Linked DNA regions of Mus musculus: region 1 is linked to region 2. Evidence: chromatin loops called from intact Hi-C (ENCODE). Cell type or tissue: heart. All regions are shown on one strand.

Region 1 (8,000 bases), 160 kb after region 2:
GAATGTGTTTCAGTCTCAAAAGACTCAGAGAGCATCACAGATGCGGAGGAGGGAAAGACACAAGAGCCAGAAAATGGGGATGAGTACTGTCAAATGCTGTCTTCAGGGCATGGCTCAATGGTTGGATTCATTAATTCTCAACAGCTGTGGTCACCTGCAGACGATTAAGCCAGTTAACATTCCATATGGATAGAGGTGAGGATCACGAAGCCCCAGCCCTTCTCTGGGAAGCAAGTGCCAGTAATGAGTTGCTGGGGAGAGAGAGTAATATTCTTCAGTGGTGGGAGTAACTGGTAAATTGTCTGTGCTCTGGTAAAACAAACAGCAAACAAACAAACAAAACAACAAAACCCTGTTCATATTCGTGCATGTGACACTAAATAAACTCAGTGAGTCATTATAAAATAAAAGTAAAACATGAAAAAGTAAAATACAAGACATGGTTAAGAGAGGGCACTTAGTGGGAAGAATAAAGAATTCAGCGAGAGTGGGACATGGGTGTAAGAGGGAACAGGAGAGTGAAAACGACCAAACTATGTTATATCCATGTACAAAATTATCAAAGAATCCAGGGGCTGGAGGCATGGCTCAGTGGTTAAGACCACTGCCTGCTCTTCTGGAGGACCCGGGTTCAATTCCCAGCATCCATGAGGCAGCTCATCACTGTCTATACCTCCTGTTCTAGGGGATCTAATACCATCACAAAGACGCACAAGCAGGTAAAATTGGTAAACACCAAATGCTCATAAAATAAAAACAAATAGGGCTGGAGAGACGGCTCAGTGGTTAAGAGCACTGACTGCTCTTCCAGAGGACCTGAGTTCAATTCCCAGCAACCACATGGTGGCTCACAACCATCTATAAACCATCTATAATGGGATCTGATGCCCTCTTCTGGTGTGTCTGAAGACAGCTACAGTGTATTCATATGCATAAAATAAGTCATTCTTTAAATTTTTTTTTAAATTCAAAAAGTTATTGGGGTGGCCCCAAGAACAATGCCCTGGGTGCTGGGTAGAGAGTGTTGCCAGGGTAGAGAATGCAGGATAAGCGGTCTCAGCTCTGGTGAGAGGACAGAGTTGAACGGGCTCAGCTTGGGAGGAGGTGAATCTTCAGAAAGCATCCCTGCCCGCAAAGGGTAGGAAATAGGCATTGGAAGAAGATGATCTCAGCCAACACCACAGATGCTCACAAGTGCACTAGACCCCCCATTGCTAGAACAGCTAGGATCTTACCAGCTCATATTGAAGGTCTCCCAACTAACTTGCCCCTCCCCTGAGCTATCTGTATCTCCTGGGTGACGGCCACTACAGTCGTCGGTGATGAGGGTGACAGTTGAGCTGGGGCCCTCTGGCTTGGACATCTCCTGGGATTTTGTAGAAGTTCCCTGCCCGTTATGTGCTTGAGCAACTCTGGCGCATACTTATCCACAGTGAACATTTCTTTCAGGTAATAGGAAGACACTGTAATTTCACATAATAGTCATATCTTCAAGTAATAAATTAAAAGTTGAAGATAGCATCATTCTGATTATGCTGAGTGATTCCAAAGTAGCCTTCAAAACAAAAGGTTTTGAAAAATGCAAAAGGTTTTGACATATGCAAAAATGTCTCACTCCTTTCTCCTAGTGAGACATAAACTTTATTAAGGTAAAATAAATGATTTTATTTCTATTTTATTCATTTAATTTAATTCTGAGACAGGGCATTCATTCCTGTGTAGTTCAGTCTGTCCTGCAGCTTGCTAGCCTGCCTCAGCCTTCTAAGACAGATGGGGTTATAGGTGTGTGATTTTCTTGACTATAAGTGAAATAACATTAAAAGTCCATTCTAGTTTCTTGGAGGACCAGAAAGGAGAGTAGAGATTTGAATCATAAAGAGGAATCTCTAGGTCAGAGGAAGGTGACATTTAGCATAGAACAGCTGTACGTATCTGAGTCTTGTGGATAGCAAAAGTAATAGATTAAAAGCGTGTAATGAAGATAGCAGCATTCTGATAATGCTGAGTGACTCCAAAGTAGCCCTCAAAACAAAAGATCAGCTCATTCCTTGTGGGCATTAAGTACCCACAGCACCACCATTAACCTTTGCTCCTTGCTTTTGAATAGTTGTTGCTGTCAATACTTACACAAGCTGGGGAGCTACCATCTGCCGCTATTACTGTTTAAATTGCAGTTCCCAGCAGAAATTACATACAGCACTCAGGTACAGTTTGAGATTTGTGCTTTCGGGCTGAGCCATGTCAGTAAACTTTAGCTCCAGAGTCAGACTTCCTGTCCTCCCAAGCATTTTTTTTTTTCTTCTGACTTCCTCACCCTCACCCTGATAGGGACAGGCAAAAGGCACACAGACCTAGGCTGCCAGGGTCTGGCCCACACTTTAAAACTTTTGTACTAATTGAAACTCTGTTGAGCTTGGCAGAACTCCTTGTTTCAATCGTAGGCAAAGATTTGGAGCCTTTTCTTTTCTCTCTCTCTCCTGATTTCGGCTTCTGGAAGGAAGAGCCAGTTTGTAAGGCACAATGCCGTCTGAGGTGTAAAGAGGCAAGCTTGTAGCCAGCTATCTCTAAACAAGCTTTGAAATGCATTCTAGCATCCGGAGCCAGATCTTTGGCAAGGCAACTGTTAATGTTCTGTGGTTTTTTCCTCCCTGGGATCAATGTGACGTCACCAGTGTAATTTGAGTCCCGAGCTTTGTTCACCCTTTAAATAGCCGTCCTGGGACGATTTTTACAACAGACTCCCCTGGAAGTGCCCAAGCTGAGCCGTGGAAGACCCACATCGATGAAAGCCAAGCCAAGCCATCAAGCCACCAGCATGTCCTCGTCTCTTCGAGTAAGCCCGTCCATCCACGGCTACCACTTCGACACAGCCGCTCGCAAGAAAGCTGTGGGCAACATCTTTGAGAACATAGACCAGGAGTCCCTGCAGAGGCTCTTCAGGAACTCCGGAGACAAGAAGGCAGAGGAGCGGGCCAAGATCATTTTTGCCATCGACCAAGATTTGGAGGAGAAAACTCGAGCCCTCATGGCCCTGAAGAAGAGGACAAAAGACAAGCTTCTTCAGTTTCTCAAACTGCGGAAATATTCCATCAAGGTACACTGAGCACAGCAGGCTGGGCAAGAGCGTATCCACCAATGGACCTTTAAAGACCCAGTGAGCCTGCCAGCTCTGGCACGGGCAGTGTCCCGCGAAAAGGCTTGAGAGCTTCCTCCGACAGGACCCCGAGGATGGAAAGGGACATACATAACTCACCAGCTACACAGACTTGCAACTCATTGCAGCCCTGAGCTGTCCCACTGGGAGCCAAGTGCCTTCAGCAGGCGTTGAGAACTCTCACAGCAGGAAAGGACATAGCCTGAGAGGATGGAGGCACTGACCAGAACACTGCGTTTGTGGGGACTGAGTGCACGCACCCAGGGCCGTTGGCAAGGCCCTAAGACTAAACTCAAACCTAACTTGGTTTTTGTTCTTGTTGTTCGGTTTATTATTTTGTTTTCTTTTTTCTTTTCTTCCTTTTTTCTTTTTTTAAATATTGAAGTGGGGAGGGAGGGAAGAGAAGGAATATGAAGCATAAGTGGTTTACTGAAGTTTTGTGTGTTTTTTTTTTTAAATCTGAATGTTTAAAAATGTGGCTAAATCTCCGTGCTGTTTATTGGTCAAGATTTTTAGAGATCAGTAATTGTCTGCTTGCATTGAATACAATGGCTAAGACAGTGCACCCCCTGCTGTTAAAGTCAAAGAACTGGATGCCTGGCCCAGCCCAGTAAAACCCCACAGCATGGGCTATGTTTCTACAGGATTTGTACACACTTCAAAATGGTTTGCACAAAGCTGAAATAATGGGGCCCTTCATAAATCCGAAGGACTGTGAACAACTTTCGAATGTGCTTTTTAAAACTCTCTGACTAATGCTAAAATCTAATCTAATTAAATGTCCTCCAGACACTGTAGTAAGCATTAGGAAATGAATATGGGGGATTTTAGAAGGATGCTGTGGGTTTTTTAAAATTATTTATTATGCATTGTAAGTGATACATAGCCCTAATAAATTATTATCAACTTAGCTTCTCTTTGCTCTGTGGTGATCCGTCCCCAAGGGAAAAATATAGGATGGTAAATTTTGATCATTGTAAACTTTTCTAGGGGTTGACTCTAAATCTTCCAGAGTAGCTTTATGCTGATTGCCAAACTTTTCCAAAACAAGTTACAGCGCCAAGTGTCTACAGAGCCTTCTCCCCGCCCCCATTTTAAACTTCATGGCATAGAGTTTCCCACAGAGTAATTTGGCAATATTGCTTTTATATATCCATAATCTATCTTCATTTTTCGTGAAATTTCTCCTCTGTCACTACAGCAGATACATACCCATTTATTTCTTCCTAAACGGTATGTTTTGAAGTTCGAGTGAATTATGATGAAGTTTCTGTGGGTCATTATAACATTAATATCTCTCTCCTTATTCCAGTATAATTTATAATAAAGCATTTCTAAAAAGGCATAAGCCAATGCCCACTGTGCTTTCTTAATAGAAAGGCAAAAAAAAGTTTCCAGAAATTCAGCAAAGCTACCAAGTTTTCTCTTTTAAGTTTTTCTTTTTTGTTGTTGTTGTTTGTTTGTTTTTTTGGTTTGGATTTTTGTTTTGTTTTTTATTTTATTTTTGTTTGTTTGTTTGTTTGTTTGTTTTGACAGGGTTTCTCTGTGTAGCCCTGGCTGTCCTGGAACTCACTTTGTAGACCAGGCTGGCCTCAAACTCAGAAATCCACCTGCCTCTGCCTCCCAAGTGCTGGGATTAAAGGCGTGTGCCACCACCGCCTGGCTCCAAGTTTTCTCTTTTAAATGCTGAATATGCTATATCAAAACAAATGAGCTATATGGAACCTTTCAGGAGGGTTAAGCCAGATTTTTATTTTATTTTTCAAATTAATTAAGTTATATACTTCACATCCCAATAAGCCAGAATTTTAAATACAAAAATTATAAAAAGAAAAGAACATAGTTAAACATCTGTATTCTGTCAATAATTATTGAGTTGTTGAAGGTCATTACACATTGATCCATGGGACCCTTATCTAGGCTTATAGGTCAGCATTAGATCACTGACCATATATACAAGATCCTGAGTTTCAGTCCCTGGAAATAAAAAAAGGGGGGGAGGGAGAATTATTCTACAAGTGTGTGTGTGTTTGCGTGTGTGTGCGTGTGTGTGTGATGTGTATGCAAGTATGTGTGCATCCGTGTGTGAGTGTGTGTGAATGTTGTGATGTGCTTGTGAGTGTGTGTGATGTGTATATGAATGTGTGCATATGTGTGTGAGTGTATGTCATGTGTGTGAGTGTTGTGATATGTATGTGTGTAAATGTTGTGATGTGTTTGTGAATGTGTGTGTGTGATGTGTGTGTGCATATGTGTGTAAATGTATGTGATAAGTATGTATGTATGTATGTATGTGTTGTGATGTGTTTGGGACTGTGTGTACATGTAATGTATATGTGAGTGTGTGCATATGTATGTGTGTGTGGTGTGTGTTTGTGTGTATATGTGAGTGTTGTGATATGTGTATGTGTGTGTTTGTGTGAAAAATGCCTATGAGCATTATCTAGGAGGATTATTCATACTCTTCATCAGATTTTCAGATGGTACCAAAAGAGGTTAAGAACCACAGAGGCAGCCTTCAGCGGGGATAGTCACTTGGCCAGAATATGCTCATGAAAGTAGGGACTGTGGAGAAGTCCTCTGTTCAGTCTCCTGGCTTTCAGTCTGATGCACACTGAGCTGTGTGTGTGTGTGTGTGTGTGTGTGTGTGTGTGTGTGTGTGTGCTCAGAATAAGTGACCTAGTCCTTATGGGAACCATTATGAAAATCTTTAAGTTGCACTGCATTCAAAGACAGAGCTGGGTCTGGCTGCCTCTGCCTGAAACCCTACCACTCAGGAGAAATAGGCAGAGGATTGTGAACTCAAGGCCAGCAACTGTCGCTCGGTACGATCATGTCTAAACGATCAATTAGTCCATCTCTTCCTTTATGCATCCCAATGAAGGAAGCACAGCTCAGATGCTGAACTTAGGTTTAATTCCCCGCATGCTCTCAGAACTCTCTATTCTGATGCTGTTATTATCTGTAGAGTGTAGTGTCATCTGTCTTCACCAATGCGTGAAGGAGAAAAAACGAAAATTCCACCAGTAGCTTGTTACAAGCTGTCTCCCCTCTTTTGGGAAGAACGGAGCAGAATCAGTGTGATTGTACAAGATGATTTTTTAACTGCATAATAAACACTAGTAGTGTCGGATAAAAATAGGCATTATCAGGAAAGCAGAGCCGAGGGGTCAGAGAGATGGCTCAGCAGTTAAGAGCAAGTGCTGTTTTTAACAGAGGACTGACTTTGGTTCCAAGAATACATACTTGTATGACTCGAAACTACCTATAATTCTAGGGATCTGATACCTCTCTTGCCTCAGCAGGCATCTGGATCCACTTGTACAACCCACACACAGACACACAGACACACAGACACACAGACACACAGACACACAGACACACACACACACACACACACACACACACACATATATATATATACACAAAATCGAAAACAAAATTTAAACGACATAAAGGAGGACAGTTTCAGTTCTGAGTTCTTTTTCTGACACAAGGAGGGCCATATGAACTGTAAGAACTTAGTGTAATAAGAGATCATAAAAGCATGAAGGGTTTAGTAGCTCATTAATCCGATCACCTCACTGGGATCACCATCATTGCTAACTTTTGCTGACGTATCATACCGAGGGCCAGCTAATTCTCTAAACGTATTTTGATGGAATAGATAAGAGAATGTGTGTCTGTACTGATGTATCCCCATGCACATAGGGCTATAAACTTCAACAACTGGGGATCTTGCTGATGACATACAACTTAGGAAGAATGGCCTTCGTGCCTTTGGATAGCAGCTTTGATTGTGTTACCATGAGAGACCAAGCTCTCCTCCTCCTCTGCAGTTCACTAATCAACTGAAAAGATAGTAGAGTATGGCTTCTGTCAGTCATTGTCTCACCTGTCCATCTGCTTACCACGTGGACATGTCCTAGTTAAGCATCTCGGTGGCACTGTGCATTTAAGGCAGTGCCACATTCACAGCTTGGAACCAAGGCCCCTCCTTATGTCTCCTCTGGGCACTTAGGGGCTGGGGGCTGGTTTTCTCTTGGGGCCTGACAGAAAGCACAGGCTTGCTGTTCCATTCATTCCACTTGCTACCTGCTCGCAGCAAGAGGATTCTGTAGCATACAGGATTTATTGAGAAAGGTCTGGGTTGTGGGTCTAGCTACACATTCTTCCATCGTCACGGGTGATTTGAATGTCATTGACATTTCTCTGAAAAGTCTGATCTGCTAACTTAAAAGAAAAGCCACTGCCAGGGGCCTCTTGGTCCTTGCAGAGCACACCAGGTGACTTTCTGCTTATACAGACATTCCCAGCATGGCCTAGGTATGAAATGACCAGTCCTGCATGGGGAGCTCATGGGGAGGGGTGCTGAATTTGTATCTTATTCACTCCCCCAGCAAAAATGTAGGAGGTACATAGATACACACACTGTATGAGAAAGTAGTCACATGTGCATCATCTATATTTGTGCAATTGATGTGTATGTATCTAGGTATATACATATAGGTATATCTGTGTATGCATATGTCCATGTGGATATATGAGAATATGTATTTGTGTATGTTTTCATGTGCAAATCTGTATTCCTGTGTATGTATATGTGTATCTGGGTAAGCACTCATGAGTGTGTGAATGTGTCTGTGTATACATGTGTCTATGTGAGGTTATGTGTTCATGTATGTTCTTGTGTAATATGAATATGTCTGAGTGAGTGGATGTACATGTGTGTGTGTGCATGAGTGTATGTTAGTGTGTCCAGCCTATAGCTATGTGAGCATGTGTATCTGTTTGAATCTGTGTATGTGCTGAGGATTAGCATGTAGTCCCAACCTGGGACATGCTT
Region 2 (8,000 bases):
GGCCCTGGCGTTCCCCTGTACTGGGGCATATAAAGTTTGCCTGTCCAATGGGCCTCTCTTTCCAGTGATGGCTGACTAGGCCATCTTTTGATACATATGCAGCTAAAGTCAAGAGCTCCGGGGTACTGGTTAGTTCATAATGTTGTTGCACCTACAGGGTTGCAGATCTCTTTAGCTCCTTGGATACTTTCTCTAGCTCATCCATTGGGAGCCCTGTGATCCATCCAATAGCTGACTGTGAGCATCCACTTATGTGTTTGCTAGGCCCCGGCCTAGTCTCACAAGAGACAGCTATATCAGGGTCCTTTCAGCAAATGCTTGCTAGTGTATGCAATGGTGTCATCGTTTGGAGACTAATTATGGGATGGATCCCTGGATATGGCAGTCTCTAGATGGTCCATCCTTTTGTCTCACCTCCAAACTTTGTCTCTGTAACTCCTTTTATGGGTGATTGTTTCCAATTCTAAGAAGGGGCAAAGTGTCCACACTTTGGTCTTCGTTCTTCTTCAGTTTCATGTGTTTTACAAATTGGCGAGGCACTTTCTTAAAATTAATTAATTAATTAATTAATTAATTAAAAACCCATACAAAACAAAACAACAACAAACCCAAAATCCATTTCATCAAAGTGGACATAAACTTAGGAGTTCTCTGTACACCTTTACCAGAGTCTCAATTTTGTATTGCAAGGAATGTTTTTAGTTATTTGACGCTGCTCTTTACTTTTGAACACATTAGAGAATCTCCAGGTGGGCAGGGCTGAGAGCTTGTCAGGAGTCGGTCCCTGGCAGCCAGATAGAGTAGGAAAGGTGGACCACCTTCCAAGATATGGCTTACAAATCATGTGAAGAAGTGAACCCTCCATTAGCCTTAGCACAGACAAGAACCTAGGGAAGAAAACTAGGGGGAAGGGTCTGGTGATGATCCCCCTCTGTGCTACTTCTGAGGCTGACTCTCCTGTGTGTCCCAGGTTGTGTTTCAGAGCTGGAGAGACAAAACACTGACATTTAAAACAGGACATAAGTTCCCTCGTGTGAAAGCCAATAACGGACAGCTATTGCTAGTTCGGCTGTCTTTATTTTAAACCCAAACTCTGAACGTTTTCTAAAGCAAAATGCATTCTCCTGGTCACCTGTCCTCATGGTTCTTGTCATGTGAGTTGGGCACTTTGTGGCTTGAACACCCAATCCTCCTGCTGGGGTAACAGGTGGCCACCCAAACCACTGATGGGGTGGTTTCCAGGGCCGAGGCCTGAGTGTGCACTCGGTCACCATAATTGGCACTGGGAAGCTGAGGCCATCAGAGCCAACAGTTGATGTCCTTATGGGATAAATCTGATAAGAAACACAAATGTTTAGTTTCTTCATATGACGAAGAGAGATCCTTTGTGGTTTGGTTGTTTATCAAATTGCAAATACATAAAACAGAAAATGAAACTGTCCCAGGTGGAAGCCACTTCTCCCCGAGTATTACGTGTCAGCTGTGGGGTTTGGCTAAACCCTATAAGAGATGCTGGGACATTCCTTCAGTGGCCAAGTGGGGGGTCAGTGGAGTAGACAGCAATGGCACTCAGTAAAATATCTCCTACAGAAGGTTCTAGAAGGATCCTTGAAGACCACCACATAGATGAAGATGTGGGCTTTGCTCTACCACATCCACTGGTAAGAAAAGTGAAAATCTGCTTTGTCCTCATTATTTATCTCGACAGATGAATTTCTAAGTAAGCAGCTCTGTCTCAGGTTCTCTTAAGCGAATGAGTGATGTCAAATTCAGAGCCCACTTACAAAAAGGGAGCCTGGCTGCTCTTCAGTGTTTCTTCTTCTTCTTCTTCCTCAAAATCCAGCCCTTACTTTCTTAACCTGGAAATGTGAAGTGGTGAGGGAAGGGGCACATGAGAAGTCTTTTTAGTTTCGTGAAGGAAACGGGCTCATAGAAGGGAAGCCAGTTTGTCACAATGACTTTTCCAGCACGGTGTCCTGAAACAGCAACATTCAAATGCCCAGAGCCATAGAAACATTTCTCTTCTGAACCTTATCAAATGGATCGATCTGTGCTCCTCACTGATTTCAGTATATGAGATGATAGATCAAGCAACTTTTGTTTCATACTAATAATGCTTGTGGTTTGCCAAGCATAATCCAAAGGAAGGTATGAACAACCTTGATTGTGCTTTTGTGCAAGTTTTGGAATCCAAGTGCGGTGCATGTGGGGGAAATGCCTCGTGTCTCAACCAGGTACAGTGGGAAACAACTATAGTTCCATCACCCAGGAGTCAGAGGCAGGGGCATAGCCTCAAATTCAAGGCCAGACAGTCTTAAATAAAACAAAAGCTGAGAACGCACTGAACAAACAAAAATTATGTCATTAAATTGGACTGCAAAAACGCCACGCATACCAATTTATCATTCACATCTTCATTATCAACACTTACGGAAAATAGCAAAGAAGCAAAATACTCGTTTAGAGGTGCCCCATGCTCACCTAGTCTCACTAAGACCCGAACAGAGTAAGTAGTCAGTCGCACGTTTTGAGCTCGGGTGACTCTAGGACCCAGACGCAAAGAGCCATGGAGCCAGGAAGGCACAGATCTAGGGGCAGTGGGCTAGAGACTGGGATCAGATATGGAAAACCAAGGCAGTTCCCGGGAAGGCGAGGCACGGGTACACTGCAGAATTAAGGGTAGCAGCGAGCCTGTATCAGCTCGCCCAGCCGGGAGCGATCTGAAGCATGCACCCCGCAGTGCTCACGAGGAGCATCCTGCGCAGCTCCCATCCAATCCAGTGGCTTGCTGCTTGGGGCGGGACTACAGTTTAGCATGCAGCCTCAGGCTCTCCCGTCTTTGGGCACCAAGCCTGATATCCTTGCTACAAGTGTCCTGGCGCCTGCATCTTTGGGTGCCCTGGCGTGCCTGGTTTTGAGGTTTTCGTGTATCCGGTCACGAATGTGGAACTGACCACCTCAGGGTTTAGCGCTGCAGTTCTCAACCTTCTTAATGCTGAAACCTTTTCTAAAGTTCCTCATGTTGTGATGACCCCGGACGGTAAAATTATTTTCGTTGCTACGTCACAACTGTAATTTTGCTACTGTTTTGAATTGTAATGTAAGTATCTGTGTTTTCCGATGGTCTTAGGTAGTCCCAAAAAGAATGCAGCCTCAAAGGGGTCACGACCCACAGGTTGAGAAACACTGCTCTAACAGGAAGCAGCCCTAGGGGTGGGACATTAGGACAGCACTGGGTGTGGTTCCAAGTTCTGGAGTTCATCTGGGGACATTGCCTGCATCTATGTAGTATTTATTTGTGTCATGTGATAGTAAATATGAGATTCAGGAGATACCTTTATTTGGATTTCTTTTTCATTTGGGGTGGGGCTGAAGTTACGTATGGTAGAGGAAGTAGACACCACCTATATAGCAGTCCCCTCCGGCATCAATAGCTTCGCTTTTTTCTTTCTTTCTTTCTTTCTTTCTTTCTTTCTTTCTTTCTTTCTTTCTTTCTTTCTTTTTTTTTTTTTGGTTTTGGTTTTTCGAGACAGGGTTTCTCTGTATAGTCCTGGCTGTCCTGGAACTCACTCCGTAGACCAGGTAGACCAGGCTGGCCTCGAACTCAGAAATCCTCCTGCCTCTGCCTCCCAAGTGCTGGGGTTAAAGGCGTGTGCCACCACTGCCCGGCACTCCCTCCTGCAGCACCCTAGGTCCTAGACCCATGCTCCCAGTATTGGGGTGCCTATGTTCACGCAACTTGTACCTTACTTAAAATCCCCAAAGCACATGCACACTATGTGTCAGAGGAGCCCAAGACCCATTGAGTGTCTCTTTTACGTGACAAGGTGACCATTCTCTAATATATACACATACATATACATATCTGTTAAAGTTGCTAAGATTTATGGTAAGAATAAGTCTGTCTAAAATTGTGATAGGGAAAAAATGGCTACAAGTTAGAAAGATGGCTCAGTCAGTGTTATGCATGTAAGAGAATATTAATCCAATACCAAGAAGTCACATTTTAAAAAGCCAAAGCCAGGATTAGGTCGTGTACACTCAAAATACCAGTGGATCCTTAGGATTTGCTGGCCAACCAGGCTAACCTCATGGGTGGGCTCCAGAGCAGTGAGAGTCCTAGTCTCAAAAGTAAGGTGAGGGACATGTCTAAAGTTGTCCTCTGGCCTACACACAGGTGTACATGCATATACACACATACTCATACACTCACACACATACACACATGAACAAACATCCACACACATGCACACATGTGTACATACCCATAAACACACACACACACATGCACACCCACACACACATACACATTCACATGCATGTATATACATACACTCACACACATACACACATGAACAAACATCCACACACATGCATACATGTGCGTGCACCCACAAACATGCACACACATGTGCACACACACACATACACAGAATCTATCCTAGTTCTGCTGTTCTACCTCAAACTGCACAAGTTATAGCAACACCCCTTAAAGCTACCGTTAGGGTGGAAATGGTATTAAGTGACCAGTAATATCCTAGGCCCTTCAAGAAATATATTAGAAGCACAGTACAGCCTTAATTCTGAATGTTGGAAATGCTAGTTTGAGTTACAAATGAATTATTCACAAAGTAGCATTTGGACTTTTAAAATAAGTGACAGAAAGACTACTTCTTGGGCCATAAGAAATATAGGCATGGGTCTGAGTTCCTAATTTGCTGACAACCTTAAAGCCATCTCATTCTTTTTCCCACTCAAAAAATACCTGAGAAGAAAGAAAGTAACAGAAAATAAGAAAATAAGTAACAGAAAATAATGAAAACCGTAATCCCTGGGCTCCACAGAGAGGAGCCTGGTGTAAGACGGAGAAGCGAGAAAGGCTTCGGTAGAATTGTTGGCTGAATTTTGGCTCCTGCCAGAGCCTGGACTGGTCCTTCTAGACCATGTTTGTTGGGGGCCCAAATGGAGCTGGAGACAAGATAGACCGTCCATGGGGAAGCCTGAATTACTCTAAGTGACCTCCGTGAGCAATTCAAACAAAATGGTTTTATTGGATCTTATTTTCTCTCCCAGGTGGAGCTGCCCGACGCATACAGCCCCTGGGTCCTTGTGGCTAGAAATCTGCCTGTGCTGATTGAGAACGGGCAGCTTCGAGAAGAAGTTGAAAAGGTTTGAAAACCTGTACAATCGCCTTTCTGTGTGGTTTCTCCACATCTCAATCGTGGCTTTAAGGCCTACAGCATCCACTACCGGGGCTGAGGTTAGTCACATCTCTCCGTCTCTTCTCAGCTGCCCACACTGAGCACGGACGGACTGAGAGGACACAGGTTACAGCGCCTGGCACACCTGGCCCTGGGGTACATCACCATGGCGTATGTGTGGAACCGAGGGGATGACGATGTTCGAAAGGTTTGGAGACTTTCTGGTACTTCTCACATGGTGACTTTTCATTAGCATGAATGCAGATTCCAGCTTGCCAAGTGTCTGGGCTCGGAAGGTAACTCGGTGGTGGTGGAATGCACGCCTGCCACGCGGAAGGTCCCGGGTTTGAACCCTAGACCCATAAGAAGTTAAATACTAGAACTGTAGTATTATCATTGTCGTTTGTAATGCTGGCGGTGGGTGCTTCTGGAAGGAGGCACTACGGTTTGAACCTCAGGCCTTGTGTGTGTTAGGCTCCACTGGGCTTCCATTTTTAAAATTTGCATCAGGAGGAAAATAGAGCACTTCCTCACTGAATTATCATAATTACATTGTAAATATCTTTCATACAGTAGACAAGCATTTAATAGCTCGATGCAGACACATGCCCTGCTTTTTAAGTTTCATAACACTGTGAATGTTTTATAGTTACCATACAAATTTAGGTGGCACTCAGAATCACATGAAATCCACAAAGACTACATCTCCATATTTCAAGTCACAAAGGAATAGCATTGGTTTCTCAGTGCCTTTTGCCATATAGTGACAAGCGTGACTGATGCTTTCTTCAGATACTTTTATTGCCACATGCAGTTTAAAGACAGAGACACACATACAATCCACCCATGCAGTCAGCCAGCTCCTGGGGTACGGAGAGGAATAAGACAATCTGTGTAACCATGGGAGCACCCTGAACTTGGTTACACTCATCTATTAGCATCCAATTCTGCTTGTGAGTAACTGCTGTTTTGCGTATTGAGGCAGGGGTATCCGTATTAGCACAGGATCCAGAACTCACCTTGTATCCTGGGATGGCTTTGAAGTCTTAACTCTCTTGTATCATCCTTCCAAGTCCTAGGTTAGCAGGTCTACAAGGCACCAATGCCAAGTATTGTGAAGTTTACAGAAAACAGAATAAACATACAACGCTCTCTCTCTCTCTCTCTCTCTCTCTCTCTCTCCCTCCCTCTCTCTCTCTCTCTCTCTCTCTCTCACACACACACACACACACACATGAGTGTTTCTGTGTGCTCTGAGACAGCACTCTGCTTGTATTTCTCACGTGAGTCACATCCAGTGTCCTTAGCAAAGCCTACAAGTCCAGAGACAACTTGAGTTTTCCTTTCTCACTGCCACTAGCTAACATGGTGTCCTGTGGGACAGATGGGTAAAGGACAGAGTGAAAATAACACAGGGTCATTTGAAAATAAAACCTAAAGTCTCCTTATCTTATTTTCTTTCCTACCTGGGGGCCCAGCTATGCCCTGAACAACCAACATCTCAAACAGGAGTGTTGAACCACCGCCGGGATTATGTTATGAAACAAGGGAGAGAAAAATTACACATATGGGCTTCCAAGTGCTGTCTATGCTCCATAACAAGTTTGAACAGTGAGATGAGAAGAAAATATAGGATGTTTTAGTGGCTAAAAAAAATGACCCAGTTTGTTTTCAACTAGGTGCTGCCCCGCAATATTGCTGTTCCCTACTGCGAGCTCTCAGAGAAGTTGGGCCTGCCTCCTATTCTGTCTTATGCAGACTGTGTCCTGGCAAACTGGAAGAAAAAGGACCCCAATGGGTATGTGACCCCGAGCAAAAAGCAGATGCTGTTAGCTGGGCGAATTTATTCCTTAACTTTTGGCAACGCAGCTTCTGTTGTTGGTTATGGTTTGCTTGTTTGTTGGTTATAGATCGTTGTGTCTATAACTACGAACGTATTACCCGTGAGCTTGAGAGGAGCACCTGGGCGTATATGGGAAAATCCAGAGAGCCTTCGTGTGCACTCTGGAGTGTGCAGACTTCATAAAGCCACCGCCCAAAGCTAGCAACAGGAGTGTGTCAGTCACTCCAGAAAATACTTCCATGCTTCTTTTCATCCTATTCCTTCCTCTGCACCCAGAAAATACACTCTCGATTGTTGTTATTGGGTTAGGGTCTAGCAAGGTGGCTCAGCAGGCCAACGAACTTGCAGCACAACATTGTCAACCTACGTTTAACCCCCTGGACGCAAGTAAAAGTGAAGAATTGACTCCACAAAATTTCCCTCTGACCTCTACATGTGCGCCATGAAACACGTGCCCTCCACATCAGGCCCACAGAGAACGATAATATATTATGGTTTTTAAATTTTTAGTTGGTTTGTATTAAAATGTTAGTTGGGATATGAGGAGGGTTATTACTATTTTGTTTGTGTTTTGTTTTATTTGTCTGGCTTTTGACAATATCTTACCACATACCCCAAAGTGACCTTGAGCTTGTCTGTCCTCTGCATCAGTCTCCTGCTCTCTAGGATGCTGAGTGTGCACCACAACACCTGGCAAATTGGATTTCAGATCAATAAAAGCCATTGTCATCGCTATGGTTTCTATTGCTGTGATAGAACAGCCAGACTGAGAGCAACTTGGGAAAGAAAGGGTTTTATTTCACCTTGGTTGTAAGTTCGTCATCCAGGAAAGCCAGAGCAGTAACTCAGAGGGAACGTAGTAACAGGAACTGGAGCAGAAGCCTTGGGGGAACCCTGCTTACATGCTTGCTCTCTGTTCTCTCTATGGCTTATTCAGACAACTGAATGTGCCAATT

Evidence for each region. A loop is a pair of places that touch in the nucleus more often than their neighbours do. Peaks named below come from ENCODE experiments on the same cell type or tissue, not always from the same donor. Only the 100,000 strongest peaks of a DNase experiment are listed, where the experiment ranks them.
Region 1: it touches region 2 in a loop (2.8-fold over the local background); 3 of 42 quality-filtered maps call a loop at or near these places.

Annotation. Positions count from the first base shown.
Region 1 is chr8:24,433,679-24,441,678 of GRCm38, reverse strand. It overlaps Tcim (transcriptional and immune response regulator), which reads left to right and starts at 2,733. Exons shown (of 1, transcript NM_026931.3): 1 at 2,733-4,507. The coding sequence starts at 2,783. The coding sequence ends at 3,103. In heart, a CTCF peak has its summit at 3,737 (motif pointing left); DNase peaks (open chromatin) are centred at 2,738, 3,218 and 3,738; H3K4me3 peaks cover 2,316 bases; H3K27ac peaks cover 2,282 bases.
Region 2 is chr8:24,590,502-24,598,501 of GRCm38, reverse strand. It overlaps Ido1 (indoleamine 2,3-dioxygenase 1), which reads left to right and starts at 1,550. Exons shown (of 10, transcript NM_008324.2): 1 at 1,550-1,661; 2 at 5,074-5,169; 3 at 5,290-5,409; 4 at 6,881-6,999. The coding sequence starts at 1,563. Gm51565 (a long non-coding RNA gene) reads right to left here and starts at 2,891. Exons shown (of 2, transcript XR_003947523.1): 1 at 2,482-2,891; 2 at 1,058-1,859. In heart, a CTCF peak has its summit at 3,207; DNase peaks (open chromatin) are centred at 2,771 and 3,211; H3K4me3 peaks cover 860 bases; H3K27ac peaks cover 447 bases; H3K27me3 peaks cover 999 bases.